Linked DNA regions of Homo sapiens: region 2 is linked to region 1. A link is a loop called in an ENCODE intact Hi-C map of the cell type or tissue named here. Cell type or tissue: ascending aorta. All regions are shown on one strand. Links, peaks and the distances in the headings refer to the core of each region. The heading gives the core; the rest is flanking DNA.

Evidence for each region. Peaks named below come from ENCODE experiments on the same cell type or tissue, not always from the same donor. Only the 100,000 strongest peaks of a DNase experiment are listed, where the experiment ranks them.
Region 2: a loop joins it to region 1, with 2.4 times the contacts of the local background. A loop is called at or near these places in 2 of 110 quality-filtered maps.

The regions. Positions count from the first base shown.
Region 1 is chr10:31,598,506-31,606,834 of GRCh38, forward strand. LOC124906892 reads left to right here and starts at 4,357. Exons shown (of 4, transcript XM_067756347.1): 1 at 4,357-4,814; 2 at 5,751-5,909; 3 at 6,126-6,222; 4 at 7,421-7,713. The coding sequence starts at 4,517. The coding sequence ends at 7,577. LOC105376484 (a long non-coding RNA gene) reads right to left here. Exons shown (of 3, transcript XR_930803.3): 3 at 4,529-8,329. RefSeq lists a silencer at 4,769-5,358. In ascending aorta, for the core only: a CTCF peak has its summit at 4,826; DNase peaks (open chromatin) are centred at 4,126 and 5,106; H3K4me3 peaks cover 1,724 bases; H3K27ac peaks cover 2,016 bases.
Region 2 is chr10:30,723,571-30,731,899 of GRCh38, forward strand. It overlaps LINC02644 (long intergenic non-protein coding RNA 2644), which reads left to right. Exons shown (of 2, transcript NR_134497.1): 2 at 1-170. Among named protein-coding and RNA genes, the nearest start is that of LINC02644, 4.5 kb to the left of the region's middle. In ascending aorta, for the core only: a CTCF peak has its summit at 3,402 (motif pointing right); a DNase peak (open chromatin) is centred at 3,401; H3K27ac peaks cover 398 bases.

The DNA.
Region 1 (8,329 bases), core at 182-8,181:
ACTTAAAAAAAAAATAACTGAGCATGGTGGTGCACACTTGTAGTCCCAGCTACTTGGGAGGCTGAGATGGTGCACACTTGCAGTCCCAGCTACTTGGGAGGCTGAGGTGGGAGGATTGCTTGAGCCTAGGAGTTTGAGGCTGCAGTGAGCTATGATCGTACCACTGCACTCCAGTCTGTGTGACAGAGCATAACCATTTCTCAAAAAAAGGATGGAGGAGAGCTGGCATGCTGCACTTGAGGTGAGTAGCAAGTCAATATGGGGTTGTGTCATCTTTTGCAAAGTCATTCAAGAACACCTAGAACCTCCATGCATTTAGCAATTCCCTTGTGCCAAGCCTTTTACCTACAGTATCTTCAAACTTCATTGAACGTTTGGATGTTTGTCCCTTCCAAATCTCACACTGAAAGCTTATCCCCAGTGCTGGAGGTGGGGCCCAGTGGGGGGTGATTGGATCATTGGGGTGGACTCCTCATGAATGGCTTAGCACTATCCTCTTGGTGATGAGGGAGTTCTTATGAGATCTGGTTATTTCAAAGGGTGTAACACCTCCCCCCACCTCTTGCTTCCTCTCTCGTCATGTGACATTTCTGCTCCCCATTTGCCTTCCACCATGATTGTAAACTTCCCAAGGCCCTCTCCAGAAGCAGATGCCAGCACCACACTTCTTGTACTGTCTGCAGAACTGTGAGTCAATTAAACCTCTTTCCTTTATAATCTACTCAGGCTCAAGGTTTTCTTTATAGCAGTACAAAAAACAGCCTAACACACTTACGATCATCAGCATTTCACAGTTGAAAACACTGAGGCTCAGAGAGGTCCCCAGCTAATAAATGTTGCATCCCAGGAGCAAATACAGTTACTCTGGCTCCAAAGCCTGCATTCTTTCCACTACTTCATGCTGCTCTGAAGGATGGAATCTTAGGGTAGAACTATGTTTAGGAGATGAAAGGCAAAAGCTCCTTGGACAGAAGAACCATCAGAGGGTGTAATGTTACGGAGGCCAAGAGAAGAAAGAGTTTCAAGATGGTGGAACCGGAAACAGTGCCAGATGCCGCCAAGAGAACAGGGAAAATGAGAACTGGGAAGAGACTGCTAGATTTGGGGAGCAGATGATAATTAGCAGCTGTGGACCGTTGAAGGGGGCTGTGTTGGTGAAAATAAAGGTGTCTGCGTAGAAGCACGACCTCACCTTCTCATGTCCCCAGAATGGTACTCCTGTAGAGAAACTCCTACAGGGTCAACTCAGCCAGTGTCTGACAGTCACTGCATGTGGCTGATTGGGGAGTAAAATTCACAGCCTTCAGGCTCAAGCAGCTAACAACTTAACTGGGGACACTAGCTTTCGAATATGAAGACAACCAGAGAACACACATGGTAAAGGGAATGTGTGCCCCGACATTCCTCCCACTGCCTCAACTTCTGCCAACTTCTAGATGGGTGGGAACTGAGCTCCTGAGAGCAAGCTGGGCCAGCCATCTGTGCAGCATCTGTGCGTGACAGCGGCAGAGGCCATGGTGGCACACTGATCTCTCAGAGATCACGTGCAGCTGGAGAACTCTAAGTGGCTTCAGCAGTTAGGGGATAGGCAGGAAAAAAGTGAACCCCTAATGGACTCTGAGCAGAAATGGCCAGAGGGGAAGACAGAAAGCCAAGACTGTAGGAAGGGAAGAAGTTAGTAGCTGATTGAGCCCAAATGAGGTTCTTCTTTGTTCTCTTCTCCCACTCAACTACTCTTCTCTATTTTTTTTAGAGATGGTGTCTTGCTCTGTCACCCAGGTTGGAGTGTCACTATGATGACTCACTGTGGTCTCGAACTCCTGTGCTCAAGCACTCCTCCCACCTCAACTTCCCAAGCAGCTAGAATTACAAGCATGAACCACTGCACCTAGCCTTCTCTTCCTCTCTTAACAACCCATCTCACTCCTTCTTGCCTCAGTGGCTCATTTGTTTTTTTTTTTAAGAGACAGAGTCTCATTCTGTCACCCAGGCTGGAGTGCAGTGGCATGATCTCGGCTCACTGCAACCTCTGCCTCCCGGGTTCAAGCGATTCTCCTGCCTCAACCTCCCGAGCAGCTGGGACTACAGGGGCCTGCCACCACACTCGGCTAATTTTTGTATTTTCAGTAGAGATGGGGTTTTGCCACGTTGGCCAGGCTGGTCTCGAACTCCTGACCTCAGGTGATCTACCTGAATGGCTCACTTCTTCTTTCTCATTCCCTCCAGCCACAAATCCAGCCCTATATCCTCTTTATTGCTTCATTTTCTAAAATGGCCAGGCCAGCGAGTGTCATCCATGTGAGGGAACTAAGTCACCAGCCTCTTCCTTCCCACTCTGCTTCTGCCTTCATCCTGCATCCTCTCACCTCCTGCTTCTCAGAAGACACACAGAATTTCTCTGCTGGACCAACCACAGGCTTGGGTGCCCCCTGCCAAAAACACCTTTAGCTGCCACAGTGCCTGAAATGCCAGCACTGTCATCAATTCCTTTGGTTTCTGTCTTAAAATATTAATATGCCTGGAAAAATAAAAAATCTTGTTTCTAACATTCTAAATAATTGTTGAGAAGACCAACTACCTCTTTGCTGTGCCTTGGGAACCTTGGCCAGCTGGGGTTGGCATCAAGAGATGGTTTAGGGAATAGGGGGAGAAGGTGGAGAGACTGATGCAAAACTTAACCCATTATGCAATTTTGTCCTGGAGTAACCTCACCCTTGGCTTGGCTTTGGGGAAAGGAGTAGTAATTCCTCTGTGGCTGAAGCTGTAGGTGTTCCAGCTGTGTCCCCTTGGCTTCCCTTAGCATTTACCTGCAGACATTTTTCAAATAACAGTGGGGACAGTCAGAAGACCAGGAGTGGTGATGCCCCGCAGAAACTAATGCAGGACAATCCTGAGGAGTGTTCTCATGGTCTCTCAGAGTGCTCCAGCAATAACCCATTCAATAATGTACCTTTTATTGCTCACTGCTCAGAGCGCTTTCTGTATCACCTCTGAAAAATACGACTCATGCCCAGATTCTTGTTTCACATTTTGTTTCAAGGGGAATCCAAACTCAAACACCATATATAAGGGACCTTTCCCTTTGATTCCTACTACTCATAGGGGAGAAAATAAAGCCCACTGGCTCCTAAAAAATCCACTGACCCAGATTACAGGAATGTGCATTGAAAGTTTAAATGCATATACCCTTAGACCCAGAATCCTAGAAGTTTACCTAAGAAAATTAGCACACTGGTTGTGCAAAACTGTCTAAGGATGCATATCATCACATAGAAGGGTAATATTGGGAAGCCACTTAATGTCCAGCAATACCAAATAGGTTAATCATGGTATATCCCGTGTTGCCATTAGAAATGATGATATAGGCCAGGCGCGGTGGCTCATGCCTGTAATCCCAGCACTTTGGGAAGCCAAGGCGGGTGGATCACCTGAAGTCGGGAGTTCAAGAGCAGTCTGACCAACATGGTGAAACCCTGTCTCTACTAAAAATACAAAATTAGCCGGGCATGGTGGCGCATGCCTGTAATCCCAGCTACTTGGGAGGCTGAGGCTTGAACCTGGGAGGCGGAGGTTGCGGTGAGCCGAGATCGCGCCACTACACTCCAGCCTGGGCAACAAGAGTGAAACTCTGTCTCAAAAAAAAGGAAAAGAAAAAAAAGAAATGATGATACAGATTTTTAGACAGCTTTGCATGTCTGTGGTGCTTATATAAATACACCTACATACATATAGCTACATGTGCACATGAAGAATCTGGAAGAATGACAACGAAATGTTAACAATAGTTATGTCTGGGAAGAAGGATTGGGGGTTGTGGATCACTTTCCTTTTCTTCTTTACACCTTTCTGAATTGGAATATATACATATATAACTTGGGACTTTAAAATTTTTGAAACTTGAAAAAAAATTGTAATTAGAAATCAATGGCCTCGGCGCCAGAGAACTGAATTTCATAGCTCAAACTCGTTCTCCCAACAGGAGCTATTGGTCTCACCACCAAGGGGAGGTTGGAACAGACCCACAGAAGGGAACTGTCCCACTTAGCCAGGCAGTGGCTGTTCTAAGCAAGTCAGCAAACACATCTGCCAACTGGCAGCCATGGGAGAGCATGTCATGTCACGTGTCCAGCATGTGTGGCCCCATCTGACTCAGAGGCAACACGCACAGCTCTGGCGCCATAATCAGGGTCGCGGGTTGGGATCAGCTGTGCCTCCCCATCCCCACCCCCTACAGACCACCTCCCCTTACCCTGCCTGCCTGGAGCCCCAGCTGGCTCTTGGAAGGTCCCTTTCCAATTTGCTCCACATTCGGGAGTTTCTTATTCCCACGGGAAGAACTCGTTGCCATGGCGATGTGCGCCTCCCAACCCTGAAGCCCGCCCTGGAAGCGAAATCCTTGCCTGGGCTCCCAGGCTGAGCCGGAGGACCCCGGGGGTTCACCTAGCCCTCTGGGATAAGGGGCTTTAGTCTCTATATTCTTTGGGCTTGGGGGTTGGGGACAGTGGGAGGATTAATTATGGAGGCAAGGTCAGAGGAAAAGGGAAAAATGGGAAAGATTTTATTTAAAGCCCCTGGTCATTCTTGCCTTTCCGCCCGCCCACCACGACCCCTCAAGCCAGATGCCGTCTCTAGTTCGGGAGCGTTGGATGAGGATGCCAGGCACTCTGCTTTTCCTAAACAACTTCCAAGAACCCCGGAACATTTCTTAAAGTGTCTGGAACGAAGCTTTAACCTCGCCTGCTCCATCAGCCTGGGACGGAAAAGACGCGAGGGGCGAAGAAGAGGTGGGGCACGGGGAGCCCGGGCCGTTCGGCGTAAGTGATCCAGGCTTCCAGCGCCCCGGGCGCACCCCGCGGAAAGGCGTCTGGGAGTCGGGGACGTGCGGGGGGAGACCACCCGGCCAACCCCGGGGGATGAGCTGCAAGGCTGGCCACGCCCGGCAGGAGACTGCGCGCAGAGACCCGCCCGGGGAAGCACGGGAGGAGGGAGGGCGGCCATGTACAACCCCTGGCAGGTGGGAGCCTCCCTGGCGCCAGCTCGGGCAGGGCCACGCCCCTTCCCAACTCCCCGCGCTCGGCCTCCGGACTGCTCAGGGGGCCACGCCCCTTCCGGATTCCCCGCGCTAGGCCTCCGGACCGCTCAGCGGCCCCGCCCCTTCTCGAGTTCTCCGCGCTCGGCCTCCGGACGGCTCAGGGGGCCACGCCCCGTCGCCCGGGGCCCCGCCCACTCCTCAAGCCCCACGGGACTCCCAGCCTACCTCCCTCCCGCTGCCGCACTGGACTCCCAGACCTCGGCACCAACCGTATCTCCTGTTACTCGCCCCAGGGTGGTTGCCCGGGGAAAAACTCCAAGGGTTTCACTGGCTGGCCTGGAAACCCTTTCATCTTTGCTCCATCAGCAGCAGCTCTTTGATTGAGTTCTCCTGGCTTTAGAGCCTCCCACTATGGTCATGCTGCAAATTCCCGTGGCCAGCACCCGAGGCCTGCTGGCTCCGATCTGGGCCACGTGTACAACCAGGTGTGCCCCCTTAGCCTCACGCCCTCCTCCTGTTGCCTCCCCATCCCTCTAGCCTTCGGGACTTGGGGTTGCAATGAATCTTAGGTTTTTTCCAGGAGTCTTTTATTCCTCCAGCGTCTCCGTGCGCCTGTCCGCTCCAACACCTGACATTTTCCTTCAACTCCACCCTCCCCTCCCCGAGTCCACAGACACACACCCACCCACACGCCTCTTCCCTTCCCCTCCACCCTCAGTCAGCGGCAGAGTCAGTCCATCCAATAGGCAGGAGCCCAAAAGACTGTCCACGGACAGCTGTCCTCTCGCCCAGGAGAGTGGGGCTGCACACAGCAGCAGGCCCAGGAGGAAATCGTGCTTTGATAGCCCCAGGCATCGTATTTCATCGTATTTCACAAGTGAGCCAAATGGAGAAGGGATTAGCTGTTTCACCCAATAAGCCCACATCTGTAGTTACATTCTGACTGGGATAAAATTACCCTGGTTATTAATCCTTCTGCTTTAGGGCATAAGCTGATCACCAGCTGGGGTCAGGAAAAAACTCCACCCCAGCTCCTTCCAACTTGCTCCCCCATCCTCAGCTGCTCCATTTCCTGTGGTCTATTCTTGCACAGTTAGGTCTACAAGCCAGGTTCAAGGCCACCAACTGAGGCACCTGTCCCGAGACAGGACCATTCTAATCTGCCCTGAAAAGGACATCCCATTGATCATGTAAGTATGTACTGAGAATCTACTGTGGGCAAGACATTGGTCTTCGCTGTGGGAGATACAAAAACCATTCAGGCATGGCCCTTGCCTTTTTCATGCCAAGAAAAGCTGAAGTGTGTGGTCAGAAATTGCATGTGGTTTCTGGGACTTACTGCCCTGAAGCACCCTGGGTGTATCGGATGGCCTCAGGGAACACAGTTTGGGTATGGGCAGTATTTTCATGCCCATTGCCATTCCCTTCTGCCTCAAGTGTATGTGGGCTTTCCCTGCAGTCAGCCAGCAGGCCAGGCCAGGGTGGCTTTGTTTCTGTCTCTGACCCTTTCTCTTCAGACTCCAAATCTGCAGGTGCTGGAGACTTTGAAGGAGTCTCCGTTTCCCTTGGTAGAAACAAGAGGTAGGAACAAGCAGGTGGAAAGCCAGGGTTACTCCTTCCAGCCAATGGGTCTGGGGCTGCAGCACACAAAGTTGACATCCCGAAAGGCCATTTTCCTCGATCGCTTCAGACCTGGCATTGGGTGGACAGACCACATGATTCAGCATCCAAATTGGAGATCTCTCAATAACAGAAAGAGGTGCCATTGATAATTTCGTGGAACTTTCCTGAGCACACCAGGGTGTGCTCATTCTTCCTGAGGGGTCATCTCCCTTGGGCATCGTAAGAGGCACCACTGAGACACAACAGCTTTTGTCACCATTTCCCAATTGTGTCCCAAGCTCTCTGTCCTCTTCCCTGTGCTGGTCATCTCACAGTCTTCTTCTGCAGGTAGATCCCCCCTACTTCAGCCCTTCCTCCCACCTCAGCTCCTTTGTTCCCGCTGCCATGCCCAGAACAACCTATATTTCCACTCTCCAACCTTGGATCAACCCAACTGTGTTTTCACGCTACTATGTCCAGGATACTGGATGATACTAGAGATAGCCATCAGTAACATTCATTACATGAATAAGTCTGGGTTGATCCTGTGACACAGTTATGCCTTCTACCCTCTGCTGCTTCTCAACATTGCTCAGTCCTTATGTTGGTGTTCTCATTTCACATGATAGAGTTCCAAACCTTTTGTAGCCCGAATCGTCATCTATCCCCTAATTCTTGGAAAAGACCCTAACTTCACCAATAGCAACAACAATCAAAACCAACTGAACAAACAAAAAAATACTTAAGATACGAACCTCTCAGATTTTCTGAACTCTCCACCTCCAGACTAAATTTGTGGATGGATACCTATCTGTTGACCAGACCCTCCCTCTTCAATGAAAACTGCCTCTCCTTCCACTCCATCTGTGAGGCACCCTTGGATGCTGACATGTGCTTACATAGGACTTCCTGTCCACAGCCAGAATTAGCCAGAATTCACTGACCCATGGTTGGACTCCTAAAATACTCAAGATGAGAGACATGTTACTTTTCTTTACTATAGTAACTATCAAATGCATCCCATAACCTTATGTTGTAAATGTCAAATATGCACAATAAAATTTATTTGAAAAAATAAAGCTGGAAAATTGAAAGTAATGAATGTTCAGTTAAAATCTGCAAACAAGCTAATAAATAAATACTCAAGATGGCCCAGTGACAGCCTTTCTCTAGAGTTTTTGATTTGAGGCCAAGAAGGTTAGTGCAGCCTTTCTCCCATGGCTGTCACTGTGAAGATAAACATTTGGGAATTGATGGCAGCCTTGTTTCTCCACCAGGCTGAAGAAACTAGGACCTGCGGGGGCTGAGACTGGAGTGAAACAGATGTGAAGAGAAAAGTCCTGGGTCCAGGTGGTCCTGGGGCCCAGCCATGCTCTTGTTTTTTTTTTTTTGTTTGTTTTTTGTTTGTTTGTTTGTTTGTTTTGTTTTAATAGATTTAAATTGGTTCCTGCCAGGTACAGTCAAAGGCCTTTTTACCTGCTTCTCAGAGAATTTCCCTCCGCCTGCCTGTGGCTAATTCCTTCTCCTGCACCCTTGGTTCAGCCTCACCTGGCGACCCTTGTTCCATCACTTCCACCACTTCTCTAGAATCTTCAGTCATTTCAGCAATACATATGTTCATCTTCCTGCCCAAAAACTGAATAAGCAAAGACTTTCTTTCATCTCTGACCCTCTTCAACTTCTGCCCTTCCCTTC
Region 2 (8,329 bases), core at 38-8,037, 880 kb before region 1:
ACGCCACAGCCCCAGCGCCCTCCCAGCCTCAGCAGAGCTGTGGGGATTGTTCTTCACATCTGACGCCATGGGGTTCTGGAAGTCTCTTAAGGGATATATTGGAACTGACTTGTATTATTTGGAAATCGACATAAATTGTCTATTATTAAATCTCACTGAATTAAGTCCAACTTTACCATCTGAACACCGTTTTAGCATTCATCCTGAAATGGCTGGAACATGATTTGTTAGCTCCATAAGGGTAAAGAAATATTAGCTGGGTGCAGCAGCTCATGCCTGTAATTCCAGCGCTTTGGGAGGCTGACAGGGAAGGATCGCTTGAGCCCAGGAGTTTGAGACCAGCCTGGGCAACATAGTAAGACCCTGTTTCTAAAAAAAATCAAAAAGTTAGCCAGGTGTGGTGGCACGTGCCTGTAGTCCCAGCTACTAGGGAGGCTGAGGTGGGAACCTTGCCTGAGCCCAAGAGATTGAGGATGCAGTGAGCTGTGATTGCACCACTGCACTCCAGCCTGGATGACAAAGTGAGACCGTGTCTCAAAAAAAAAAAAAAAAAAAAAAAAAAAGAAATATTGAGCAATGACTGACCAAGAGCCTGTATGGAAGCAAAGAAAAATAAAACAAGCCTAATGTTTAGTAGCGGTTTCTGCAGATGGAAGACAGCAAACGGGGAAAGAGTGCATTTGGGATTGCAGGACTTGGTTAGTGTCAGAGCCTGTCCTAAAAGACGACGATGCAGCAGGACCCTACCTGTCCTTATGACTTCCTTTCATCCTCCCCGCTCACCCTCCATGCTTCCTTCCTGAAGGAGGCCATTCCATTATTAAAATCAGGAACTGCAAAGATCCGGCAGGGAGCGTCATTTGCCAACGGTATTTGAGGTCCCAGTGGGAAAGATTTTTTTTTTTGGTTGGATGGAGTCTTTCCACAGATTCACATACGGTTATCACGACAGCCACAGCATCTGCTGAAGTCTATTTCTAGTAACATGTTGCACATTCCAGACCTCTCATTATTTGCAGTGGTCCACATTCATTCATGAATACTTGTATTTACTACTTGTTCATTCAATTATTTCTTGAGTGGGTACTTAGCTTAAGGGTCAACAGAACGCAAATATATCTTATATCTAGGCTCTGATGCCCCAAGGGATCTGCATTCCCTGGGACACAAAAATAATGATAATTCACCAAGAAGCATAAATAATGATGCAGGGCCAGGCATGGTGGCTCACACGGTACTCCCAGCACACTGGGAAGCTGAGGCAAGAGGATGGCTTGAGCCCAGAAGTTTGAGACCAGCCTGGGCAACATAGTGAGACCCCATCTCTATAAAAATATTTAAAAGTTAGTCAATCATGGTGGGTGCACCTGTAGTCCCAGCTACTTGGGAGACTGAGGTGGGAGGATCACTTGAGCCCAGGAGTTCAAGACTGCAGTGAACTATTATTGCACCACTGCACTCCAGCCTGGGTGATACAGTGAGACCTTGTCTCTAAAAATAATAATAATAGCAATGCAACAAGAACCTGTTCTGCATGGAATTGTGCCCCACTCTTTCCCCTTCACCTACTCCCCCAAAAAGATTGGAGTCCTAACCCCTAGTACCGCAGAATGTGACCTTATTTGGAGATACTTGAGTCATTAAGTTAAATGAGGTTTTCAGGGTAGGCCTAATCCAATCTGACTAGTGTCTTTATATGAAGGGGAAATTGGGAAGTGGCGGCAGGCATGCACAGAGGGAAGACCGTGTGCAGATGCACGGGGAGAAGACGGCCCTCTACAAGCCCAGAAGAGAGGCCTCAGAAGAAACCAACCCTGCCCACACCTTGATCTCAGACTTCCGCCCTCCAGAGCTGTGAGACAATAAAGGTTCTGTTGTTTAAGCACTCCAGTTTGTGGTACTTTGTCATAACAGCCCAAGGAAACGAATCGTGTCCACAGGAGGGACTTCTGGCTGGAGGTGGGAGGGAGGGGAAGGGATCAGGGTGGCTTCTGGGAGGAGGTGTCCTCTGAGTCGGCCTGAAAGGACTGGCAGGATTTCTCACTGCAACTGGACATCAGTCCTTCAGCCATCAGTTCCAAAGAGAAGATCTGGAAGGAGGAGAGGGAGAGGAGAGGCACACCCAGTCTCCCACGTGTGGCACAGGCAGGATAAGGACATAGCAAGTAGGGCCTCGAGGCTGAGGTGAGGGTGCACAGAAGGAAAGTGAACTTGGACATGGGCGGGCCAGGGGAATCCGGCTAAGGGGCTCTTCAGATGTGGGGATGACCCGGCAACAGCACCTGCGACTGACTCCTCTGGTCCTCAGGATCCCCAGGCCTAGTGCGTCCCTTTCTCATGGGACCCGGGGTGTTTCCAGGGCTGCCTGGTTTCATAGTATCCTGCGCCCTGCGCTAGCACTTCCATCTTGGACCTTGATGTTGAAACCATTACAGGTGCTGACTCTATTACATCCTCCTCTCATCTGATCTTCATATAAAGATATTTCTGAAATCTCCAGCAAACAACATGGCACTTGGAAAATGGCGGACTTGGGTTTCCTACCCAGTAGTGCCATTTTTTGGTAGACCTCAGTGACCATGAGGCAGCTCTATCAAATGCTGCTCTGATTTTATAAGCTGCTCAGGAAAACGAAATTGTTCTGTTGCATTGGAAATATGGAAAGTTTTGGAATCTTGCTATATTAAATTTTTTTTTAGATTTTGACTCTTAAAAAATCTTTGAATGGCCCTGGGAGATAGATTGGTCATGTCATAAACAAAAGACCAAGGCATACAAAAGTTACGGGACTCGGCTAAGATAACAGAGCTGGGTGGGGCAAGGCTCTTTAAGGACGGCACCCAGATGTGGTGGTCCGCATTCCCCTGTACCTGATTGTTGTTGAATAATGGAGGTAAACTGAGGCCCAAGGTCACCTCCTGCTTTAGGGAGGGCCTTAGGTAAGGGCGGGAGAGGAATCGCAGGCCCCGCCCGAACAGGCTGCTTTCTCTGCATGATTTCATCACATCCTCGCAGGCAGCCCCGAGAGGCACCCGCTATGCCCTTTACTGAGGAGGGTCTTCAACATTCAGTTCTTCCTCATCCTCCCATCGCTGGTAAGAGACCCATTCCAGTGGAAGCTGAGGAACGAGACCTGCCTGGGAATGAGACCTTTCCTCATGAACACTAATTTTATCCAGGGGTGATAGGGTTAGGGGGAGGTGTTTGCTGTTAATATCCGAATGTCTCTCTAACAGATTTCTATCAGGTTTGATATAAGCTGTCAGCTGCCTCCCTCCAGCTGGAGAAGCCAGGAAAGGAAATGCAGGGACTGGCCAGGGAAGGAAATACGGAAGCGACAAAGGAGATACCTTTGCATCTGGCGAGGGGCAGCCGCGCAGACGGAAGGCTGTGGCCAGCAGGTGGCGCTGTTGCTCAACGCAGAAGCCAAGGCTCCAACTCCAGCGCCGCCTCCGGCTTCACAGTCCTAGGATCTGCAGAGGAAGCCTCTGCTCTTAGGCACAGAACTGGGCCAAGACCTTCCCCTAAAGACCCCAGGGGCCAACTCCAGCTCCGTCCGGCTCATTTGTTTCCAGTTCAAGGAACCTGAACTCTACGATGGGCTGACCTGGGAATGTTCGCATTGCCCTGATGCAAGCAGTGATAAATTGTGCAGTGACATGAACGTGCCCAAAGTGGGAGTCTGCAGACCACAGTTCCTCTTAGCCAGGCTTCCCTCCCCCCGCATGCACTCGCTCATTAATTTTTTATTTTTTTATTTTGCTGGCTTCTTTAAACCTCTTCCCTTTGCCAGCTTTGCCATCTATAGAATGAAGGTGATACCTTTCTTTGGCTCAATTAGTTAATGTCAGGAAAACTCTCTGCAGATGAAAAGCACTAAATTCTATTGATCAAATATTTAATTAGCCACACTTGCGGATGATTCATAATCATCTATTCAACTTCCTGAATTGCCAAGCAGAGAAAATGGCATGATTAGAAATATAATTTTAAATACCGGTTTTCAGAGATTTTGTACCTGTCAAGGCTATGGGAGAATTACTGAATTAGCATACCAGTTCCTCCCTGATTTTCCAAGGGCCTGAAGAAACCGGCTCCTTTCCCACTCAGCCTGTGACCACAACTGCCCTCCTCCACCCACACCTGGCCTGGGGAGTAACTCAGCCTCAGGGCCTCACTGGCAGTGTCCAGCAAAGGAGAGAGGAAGGAAGGAGAATGGGGAGGAAAGAGCCTCTGAGTGAGGGACAACTCTGAGGAGGTCTGACCAGCCCCCAAGGAGCCCCAGCAGTCATCCCTTGGAGGAAGTGGTCAGAAATGGCCAGGCCCAGGACCCTCTGGACTCTGTCACTGGCTGGGCCTGACCTTGGCACGAAAGGTGTAGTGCAGCAGTCCCCAACCTTTTTGGCACCAGGGATAGGTTTTGTGGAAGACAATTTTTCCATGGATGGGGAGAGGGTCAGGAGTGGTTTCATGAAACTTTCATCTCATATCATCAGGCATTAGATTCTCATAAGCACTGTGCAGCCTAGATCCCTCACGTGCACAGTTCACAATGGGGTTCGTGCTCCTATGAGAATCTAATGCTGTGGCTGATCTGACAGGAGGTGGAGCTGAGGTGGTACTGCTTGCTTGTTGGCCAGCCACTCACCTCCTGCTGTGTGGCCTAGTTCCTAAAAGGCCATGGATCAGTACCAGTCAAGGGCCTGGGAGTTGGGGACCCCTGGTATGGTGATTCCAGAAGGCACTGCACCTAGAAGCTGCTGACTGGACCACACTCCTTGAGACAGGCTCTCGCTTAAAGTTTGCTGAGCAATCCCACTTCCTCAGCTGCCCTGGCCTGTGCCAATGACTTATTTAAATCAGTAAATCGATAATGATGGAGCTGACAGAATAGTAACATTAGTTCTGAAAAAGCCAGGGAAAATATACACATACACAGACGCGTAGATACTTATGTATATAGATGGAGACAGTAGACGGATGATGGAATACAATTTTAAAACAACATTCAAAATTGGTTAATATCCTACAAGGTAATAAAACTGTAACACACACAGTTATGATTTTCTACTCGCCAGAAATCCTTTACACCTCTACTGGACAAAAATCATCTATAGTTTATCAGTTTTCTATAAGTTAACATGGAACTTTAGAGTCTACGCCTGATCAATAGTAAACTGTAAATCAGAAAAGACAATATTCCCTAGAGAGTCAGGTACCTGTAGGCAGGCGTGTTGGATAATGCACAAGTATAGGCATGTAATCATCTTTATGCCTCACTTCCAAGTTGTAAATAATTAACACTTCTCTTGGGTAGTTACATTCTGTCAGGAGAGGGATATAAATAAATAGCCAGTTAAAATATTGTGTGACAAAGGAAAGGCGAGGAATGAGCAGAAGAAAGCAGGAGAAAACAGCACAAAGGTGCTTTTTTTTTTCTTTTTTGAGACACGGTCTTGCTCTGTCACCCAGGTGTGACGAAATTATGGCTTACTGCAGCCTCAAATTCCCAGGCTCAAGTGATCTTCCTGCCTCAGCCTTCTGAGTAGCTGGGACTACAGGCATGCACCACCATTCCAAGCTAATTTTAAAATTATTATTATTATTATTATTATTATTATTATTTTTAAGACAGTCTCACTCTGTTGCCCAGGCTGGAGTGCAGTGGTGCAATCACAGCTCACTGCAGTCTCAACTTCCCAGGCTGAAACTATTCTCCCACTTCAACCTCCCAAGTTCTGGGACCACAGGTATGCACATACCACCATGCCCGAAATTTTTTTTTAAGTTTTTTTGTGTGTTTGTTTGTTTTTAGATATGGGATCTTGCTGTGTTGCCCAGGCTGGTCTCAAACTTCTGGACTCAAGTGATTCTTCCACCTCAGCCTCCCAAAGTGCTGGGATTACAGGTATGAGCCATCATGCCCAGTCTTTTTTTTTTTTTTTTTATTGTAGATACAGAGTCTTGCTATGCTGCCCACGTTGGTCTTGAACTCCTGAGCTCAAGCCATCCTCCCTCCTCAGCCTCTCAAAGCACTGGGATTACAGGCCTGAGCCACTGTGCCTCACAGATCCCAAAGGCTTTTGATGGCCCCTCCATAGAACTGCTAATAATTCCAAACAGCTGAGGGCAGAGACGAACCAGTCTTGAGACTGAAGCAGGCATTGAGACTGGCCAGGACAGTGGATTACATAGTGAACTATTTCTCTTTTGCCATGCTGGGGAATTTGGATTTTTATCCTTAAGGCAATAAGGAGCCATTGAAGTGTCTGAAATTAGAAATAAAATCGATATTTGTGTTGATAAAGATCACTCATGAAGGGTGGAAAATGGATTGGAGGGTACTAAAACTGAAATTAGGCAACAAACACAAAGGTAGCTAATTTAATTTCACTGAACTTTCTGGATCTGTGGTTTGGTATACGTCATTAATATTAGAAGGCCCACTGCCATTATTACTTCAAATATTTGTTCTGCTCCATTCTCTTTCTCTTCTCTTTCTTGTATTCCGACTCTGTGCATGTTACAGCTTTTGTAATTGCCCCACAGTTCTTGGACATTGTATTTTTTGTTGTTTTTTTTATTGTTGTTGTAATATTTCTGTTTGTGAATTTTCTTTCAACATTCTCAGCTCACTGATTCTTTCCTCAGCCATGTTGATTCCACTGATGAACCCATCACAGGCATTCTTCATTTGTTATTATTTTTTTTTAATTTCTAGCATTTCCTTTTTGGTTTTATCTCTCTGTTTTCCATCTCTCTGCTTACATTACCCATGTATTCTTGCATGTTGTCTACTTTTTCCATTAGAGACCTTAACACATTAATCGTAGTTACTTTAAGTGTCCTGCTTGATAATTTTTAACATCTGTGTTATAGCTGAGTCTGGTTTAGATCATTGCTTTCTCTCTTATGACTTCTTTCTTGATTTTGGTGGAACTTGTACGTTTTTGTTGAAAGCTGGACAAGTTGTATTAGGTAATGGGAACTGAGGTAAATAGACCTCTTATGTAAGGATTTATGAGAATCTGGCTAGAAGTTGGTCTTTTTGTTTAGTGTTTTCTGTAAAAACTAAAGGTGCCAGAGCCTTTTAATTCCACCAATGTCCTTGTTTGTGTTTTTTCTCTCCCCTTTTAACCTCAGGATTCCCTACATACTCCTCCTCAAAGAGAGTCTCTGTCTCAAAGCTCTTTCAGCTGTAATTTACTATAATTATATGCAGGCCTGTTGGTGTGGTGGTAATATGTAGGGGAGTGGGAAGAGTTCTATAATCTTCCAATTAAATCTCAGGCTTTTAGTGGGCCTGTGACCCTAGCCTGTGACACCCAAGTGTTTCTTCTTGCATATACCTCCACCCACCTTAGGTAAGGCAGGGAAGCCAGAGGGGTGTGGGGTGAGAGGGTTGTCCTTCCCCCATGGCTTTGGAACAAGGCTCGGGTGAAGCCTTTTCCCCAAAGGGTAGGCCTTTGTTCTGGAGAACGCTCTAGGTATATTTCACAAGAATTACTCTTCCATCCAAGATGCCATCTTGGATCTTCACCATGAGAACTTGGTAGGGTTTCTGGAGGTAAAGCCCAAAAAAGTGTGAGGGGCCCCATCAAGACTGCACTCCCTAGGAGTTTGTCATTCTCACACTACTCCACACTCAGCCTCCAGATTCATTAAGATAATCACTTAAGTGTTTCTACCAGTTTATGAGTCCAGTGGTTTCTGTTCTAGGTCAGTAGATCTTGGCTCTGACTCTGGATTTATCTGTCTTTCAAGATTTCAGGATGGTAGTTTGCCCTGCAAGCTCAGTTCTCCAATGGGTCCTTCCAAAAAGTCATCGATTTTCTGTTTGTTCAGCTCTTTCTTGTAAGGACAAGAGTGATGACTCCCAAGCTCTTTGCATGTTGGAGCTTCAAACAGAGGTCCATAAATAACTTACTTTCAGACAGTGATGAGTGTCAGAGAATGGACTAGGGAGAGGAGGGAGTCATCATCAAGGTCATGGAAGCCTGTCTGGGGAGACACCATGTGGAGGAGACCTGAATCGGGGGAGGGCATAGAGGCAGCAGGATTGGCAAGTGGAAGTTCTTGGAGCTGAAAGAAGGACTGTGGGGCCAGAGCACAGGGGAAAGGATGCAAGAGGGAGAAGAAGGTGAGATTGGGAAAGGGACTTTGGGTGAGCACATGCAGGGCTTTGTTCTAACCGCAAAGGGAAGCCATTAAGCAGGGGAATGATATGTGGTGTAACTTAGGTTTGTGGATGATTCTTCTGGCTGGGGAGTCCATGTGTCCATGTTTGCTCAGGACAGTCCTGGTTTATGTCTTTTGCCTGCTGTCATTA